2 separate regions of the Homo sapiens genome follow, and region 2 is linked to region 1. A link is a loop called in an ENCODE intact Hi-C map of the cell type or tissue named here. Cell type or tissue: OCI-LY7. All regions are shown on one strand. Each heading gives the region's core, and the rest is flanking DNA. Links, peaks and the distances in the headings are about the cores only. Region 1 has its middle 12 kb from the start of SNORA75B. Region 2 overlaps FAM184B (family with sequence similarity 184 member B).

Region 1 (2,917 bases), core at 235-2,734:
CACTGTGATAATGGTTAGTGGATATTCTTGACACCCACTCTTGTTCTCTTTCCACATCTTCTTTTACTTCCTTTCTTGGATACAAAAAACTTGCCTGAGCTTTGCAGCTGCCATGTGGTAGACACACCTGGGAAGACATGGCTGCTGAAGGCAGAGGCTCATCTATCACGTTGGTTTTTCCCACTGGGGCCTTAACTATGGTGCCCATTAATGTGGCCAGTTACAAAATAGTGTGCTCTCACTCACTATCTCTCGCTCTCTTTCTTTCTCTCTCTCTCTCTCTCACACACACACACACACACACACCATGAAGGCCTCAAGATTCAGATTCAGATCTAAGCTATGTTCTCCAATGCATGTCACACCAGGTGATGAAAGATGGGTTGTTGGGAGCCTGCCCAAATATCACTTAATAAAGCAAGTCTTCATTCATCATTGGCTGTTGATATCTAGGTGTACACTCCACTGGTCAAAAACTCAGAGAAGAGGAACGACATTTGGTACCCTGAAACTGAACCTCTACCAGAATGCTCTGTACCCATCAAAATCATTTTGTCTAACAATATTTAATAACATGGTGAAATATTTACAATACAATTGCAAGTGGAAAAAGCTTCATGCTCAAGAGGCTATGTAGTGTGATTGCAGTTTTGTTTTCTATATGAAAGGATAATGAAAGAAAATATCCCCAAAATGCGTATCTGCCTATCTCAGAGAGATGTTACCACTGAAGATTTCTATTTTTGATCATTACACTTTCAAAATGCTTTACAATGAACAAAAACATTTATAACTAGTGGGAAAAAATGTTATTGTAACAATTTAAATATTTGCTCTTGAAAGGGAAGTCTCTGTAACAGTGATGTCCCACAGGAATAGAAGAATGCAAGCCACGCAGGTAATTTTAAATTGTCTAGCAGTCATACTTTTTAAAGTCTAAAGAAACAGGTGAAGTTAATTTTAATAATGTATTTTATTTAACCCAATATACCAAAATATTATCATTTGAATGTGAGCTCAATATAAAAATTATTCATGAGATATTTTCATTGTTTCTTTTGTACTAAGTCTTTAAAATGTGAGGTACATCCTGGCTGGGCGTGGTGGCTCACACCTGTAATCCCAGCACTTTGGGAAGCTGAGGCGGGCAGACCACTCGAGGTCAGAAGTTCAAGACCAGCCTGGCCAAAGTAGCAAAACCCCGTCTCTACTAAAAATACAAAAATTAGCCAGGCTTGGTGGTACATGCCTGTAATCCCAGCTACTCAAAAGTCTGAGGCACAAGAATCGCTTGAACCCAGGAGGTAGAAGTTGCAGTGAGCTGACAACAGGCCATTACACTCCAGCCTGGGAGACACAGCAAGACTCGTCTCAAAAAAAAAAAAAAAAAAAAAATGAGGTACACCTTACACTTAAAGAATTAGCTACATTTTAGAGTGGCTATGTTTCAAGGGTTTCATAGCCACGTGCAGCCAGTGGCTTCTAGAGTGGACAGCACAGTTCTGTACACTAGCACTGAAGAATCAATTTAGAAAGCATGATGCCAGGAGAGTGGAGGGAGATCTCCCCCTAGTGTGCTTTAGACCTTGACATCCTACCACAGTCATATGTTAAAGTTGGGACTGTAAAGGCCCCTGTTAGAAAGTAAATATACACCCTTTATTCATCCATTGTTCACTGAGTCGTCATCATAGGTCAGGCGCTTGGCTGGATGCTAAGGATAACGTCATGAAGGGACCCCTGCCCTCCTGGTAACCCACTGTCCAGTGGGAGCAATGGCCCATAAATAGACTGTGGCTTTGATGGAGCACAGAATTCCTGCAAAACGAGACACTGGAGCCAGTCCTGAAGATGAGTTGAGGTCTTGGCGGAGGCGACAGAATGGGTAATGGGCACAGGTGTGTAAAGGAGCACGCCTCTCAGGGAATGAGGTGGGCTGTGGTGTCTGCGTCACAGGCTATATTGGGAGTACTGGTGGGAGCTTGGAGTAAAGAGAGGGCAGAAGCCATGGGGTGAAGAATAAACTGGAGAGACAGACTCCTGGTGTTTTAGAAAGGGCATTTCGGCTGCTACATGGAGGATGTATTGGAGCCATAGAGTGACTGGAGGAGTGAGGTCCAGCTAGGAGAAGAGAACTATGTCCACATGAGAGCCAAAGGTGCCGAACCACACAGTGTAGTAGGGAATGGGGATGAGTGAACAGAAGTAAAATCAACAAAACTTCGCAAGCAACAAGAGGTAGGGTGTGAGAGAGAAGGGAGAAGGTTTTAGTAACGCTTCATTTCTAGTGCCCTAGTCTGGCTAAGTGGGTGAACAGTCGTGTCCATAAACAATGGAAGCCTTGCTATCTGCATAGAGGAGGCTAAGTAATCACTGGGGACCAGCAACCCCAGCCTGGCACCTTGATCCAGCCCAACGATGAGGCTTGAGCTTGAATCTCTCTTCCTAACTGTCCAGTTGCCCTGTCTAGGGCCCTGTGCTTCTCCAGGCTGGGGCCCTACCTTACTCCTTGCTTTGATCTCCTTGGAGATCTCCTGGGGATAGTCACTGTCCTGGTGCCCCTGTCCTATTTGAACAGAACCACAACTGCCATTCTGCTAGTCAGCCTTCCCGCATTTTCTCTCCTACCAGGAGATGGGGCTCATTTTCAGTCATTCTTCTTAAATATTTTTCTTTTCAAATTTAATGTCGGGCTGGCTCAAAAAAGTAATTTTAGCAATACCAAAGCATTCATATTTTCCTTCTAGTGCCAAAATTATATTTCTTGCAAATAATTCCTTTTACTAAGTACAAATGTCCAGCATACAGCAAAAAGTGTTAGTCACATTTATTCACATTTCTAGAATAATTGGTAGTTTTCAAGGCACTTTCATGATTTCTCACTGCTCTAAAGGCAAGGTCCCAATTCCTGCCTTGA
Region 2 (2,917 bases), core at 314-2,813, 330 kb after region 1:
CAAAGATGCCCTCTCTCACTCCTGTTCAACATAGTATTGGAAGTTCTGGCCACGGTAATCAGGCAAGAGAAAGAAATAAAGGGGATCCAAATAGGAAGAAAGGAAGTCAAACTATCCCTATTTGCAGATGACATGATCCTATATCTAGAAAACCCATAGTTTTCTATGCCCAAAATCTCCTTATGCTGATAAACAACTTCAGCAAAGTCTCAAGATACAAAATTGATGTGCAAAAATCACTAACATTCCTATACACCAGCAACATTCAAGCTGAGAGCCAAATCAGGAACACAATCCCATTCACAACACACACACACACACACACACACACACAAACTGTAGTTTGTGACAGAGCAATAACACCTGACCCTCACCCAGGAGTCAAGCTCATGTAAGTCCTGCTGATATGGTTAGGTTTTTTGCCCCCACCCAAATCTCATCTTGAGTTGTAATCCCCATAATCCCCACGTGTTGAGGGTGGGACTTTGTGGGAGGTGATTGGATCATGGGGGCCGTTTCCCCCATGCTGTTCTTGTGATAGTGAGTGAGTTTTCATGAAATCTGATGGTTTTATAAGTGTTTGTCATTTCCTTCTACACACTTTTCTCTCACCTGCCGCCATGTAAGATATGCCTGCTTCCCCTTCTGGCATGATTGTAAGTTTCCTGAGACCTCCCCAGCCAAGCAGAATTGTGAGTCAATTAAACCTCTTTCCTTTATAAATTACCCAGTCTTGGGGGATTCTTTATAGCGGTGTGGAAACGACCTAATATACCCGCAGAGCCTGATAGAGCCAATCATAAGGGTAGCTCATCTATGAGCTAAATCTTTGATATTTGGGGGTGTTTGTTAGAGCAGCAATAGCTGACTGACATAGGTGGTATAGGTGGGGATTTCCTCAGGATCACAAAGCTTCCTTATACCCCCTAATTAAAGAACACTTGGAAACATAGGGGCAGAGGTTTTGGACCAGTGCAAGTTTGAATCTTGGAAAGGTTTGCTAACTTCTTTGAGCTCCAGGTTCTTAAGCTAAAAAATGGCTTCTCTGGGTTGTTGTAACAATTAAGTAACACAGTTTATGTGAAGCCCATAGCTGTGCTGAAGACATACAAGATATGCTTGTTGCCTCCCCAAGCATGCTGCAAGGAGCAGTGATAAATACTTGAGGATAGAATGAATGAATGGATGAATCCTTCCACATCTGAGTCCTCATTCAATGGAGCACTCAGAAGTCTGCATGTCCTCCTGTACCTTTCTTCTTCATCACTGCTGGTTCCTTCTTCAGCTGCTAACTTATCTTGATACTCCTCTCCTCTCGGCGAAGTTTCATCCAGCTTCAAGCATGGATCCTAAGGCCAAAAAAGAAAAAGAAAAAAAAAAAAAAGGCAAGATGAGCTTAAGTACAGCTTCATGATTCAACCTGTGGCTTATTCAAATCAGAGAGCAGAGAAGAGGGAGCCCCCAGCAACCCACTATCGGTGCCCTGCTTGCAGGGGATGCCAAGGCTTGTGATGATGACGTGACTAGAACAGTGCCTGGCTTACTATGATTAATGCCAGCCCTGAGCCCTGTATCCTGTTTTTCAGTCTATGAAGCATTTCACACTGCTGACAAAACTAAAGCATAAAGAGGGGAAGTAACCTGGCTAGGGTGCCACCATCAGGGAGGAGTGGAAATGAAATATGCAACCGGATAATAGGACCCTGGGGACTGAACTCTTGACCACTTCCTGGTATGGTTCCATGCATAACCCTCAGAGAGAGGTCCTTGTTTCCTTGTTAAGCCTGCTGCACGGGGCTGTTGTGAGGACCTGAGAACAATGCTGGCTCATGGCTAGTGGTCAGTAAGTGTGAGTGAATGGTGTTACTATTATATCCGTTTAAGAGTTTGTAGTCTGCTGTGTCCCATTATGTAGAATCAGAAAACATGGAACTTGCTGAATGACCAGAAATGGGGTATGGGAGAAGAATATGGGAACGATTAGTTAACAATGAGGCTTCTGAATATTTTCTGAGTTGAATTTGCTCATGTTATCATTCTCTCCTTCCCACAGAGATACACAGGTGAAAAAGACCTTGTTATTTTGATTTTTCTATTTGTCATAACCACACTGTCCATGAAAACAGTATAAGACAGGGTAGGAACAGATTTGTCTCACGAAATAGTGATAATTGTAACCTGTGCTTTTCATTAACTAGTTGTATGGCCTTGAGCCAGCTTCTTCCCTTTTTTGGACCTGAGTTTCATCAACTGTGAAACAAAGGGGCTGGCTTATATCTGTAGTGAAACTGTGTTCCAGGGATCCTGGGAGGTGTCTCAGGGGTAGGAAGGGGCAGAGCTGAGGCTGGAGGGTAGGGCCTTGGGCTCCCATCCACCCTTGATCTGGAACAAAACTGCTTTTATTGCCTTTCCACATACTGTATTATCTATAAAAGGCCATCAATGTCAAGACCAATGAAGACCTCCACATTGCCAAATCCAATGGTCGATTCTTGGGTCTGCACTAACGGGGACTCCCAGCAGAACTGGAAATATTGATGATTCCTTCCTTTGTGCAGCCTTCATTCCTGGGCTTTCTCCTCCCCCCGCCCCCCAGTTGCTGCTTCTTAGTCTTCTCTGCTGAAGCCTCCTCCTCTCCTGCTTCTCAAACTACCACATGTGCAGAACCAAACTCTTGGTTTTACTCCTCCAAACAACAAGCATGCACCTGGCTCAGGGCTTTGCACTGGCTGTTCCCTCTTCCCTCTGATATTTGCATTCTTTGCTCCCTCACTTCACTCACTGCAACCAGCAGCTCATCCCTGGCTTAAAGCTTAGGCTCTGCTACCAGACGACCTGTGTTTAAATGCCAGATCTTTTACTTATTAACGATGTGACCTTGGGAAAATTACTTAGGTTTTCATGAGGATTAAATGAG

Evidence for each region. Peaks named below come from ENCODE experiments on the same cell type or tissue, not always from the same donor. Only the 100,000 strongest peaks of a DNase experiment are listed, where the experiment ranks them.
Region 2: a loop joins it to region 1, with 2.8 times the contacts of the local background. A loop is called at or near these places in 1 of 110 quality-filtered maps.

What each region holds. Positions count from the first base shown.
Region 1 is chr4:17,331,117-17,334,033 of GRCh38, forward strand. No RefSeq gene overlaps it. Among named protein-coding and RNA genes, the nearest start is that of SNORA75B, 12 kb to the left of the region's middle. In OCI-LY7, for the core only: a CTCF peak has its summit at 1,591; no DNase peak of the experiment used is centred there.
Region 2 is chr4:17,663,311-17,666,227 of GRCh38, forward strand. It overlaps FAM184B (family with sequence similarity 184 member B), which reads right to left. Exons shown (of 18, transcript NM_015688.2): 8 at 1,252-1,349. Among named protein-coding and RNA genes, the nearest start is that of MED28, 50 kb to the left of the region's middle. In OCI-LY7, for the core only: a CTCF peak has its summit at 1,616; DNase peaks (open chromatin) are centred at 1,691 and 2,721; H3K4me3 peaks cover 1,487 bases; H3K27ac peaks cover 1,783 bases.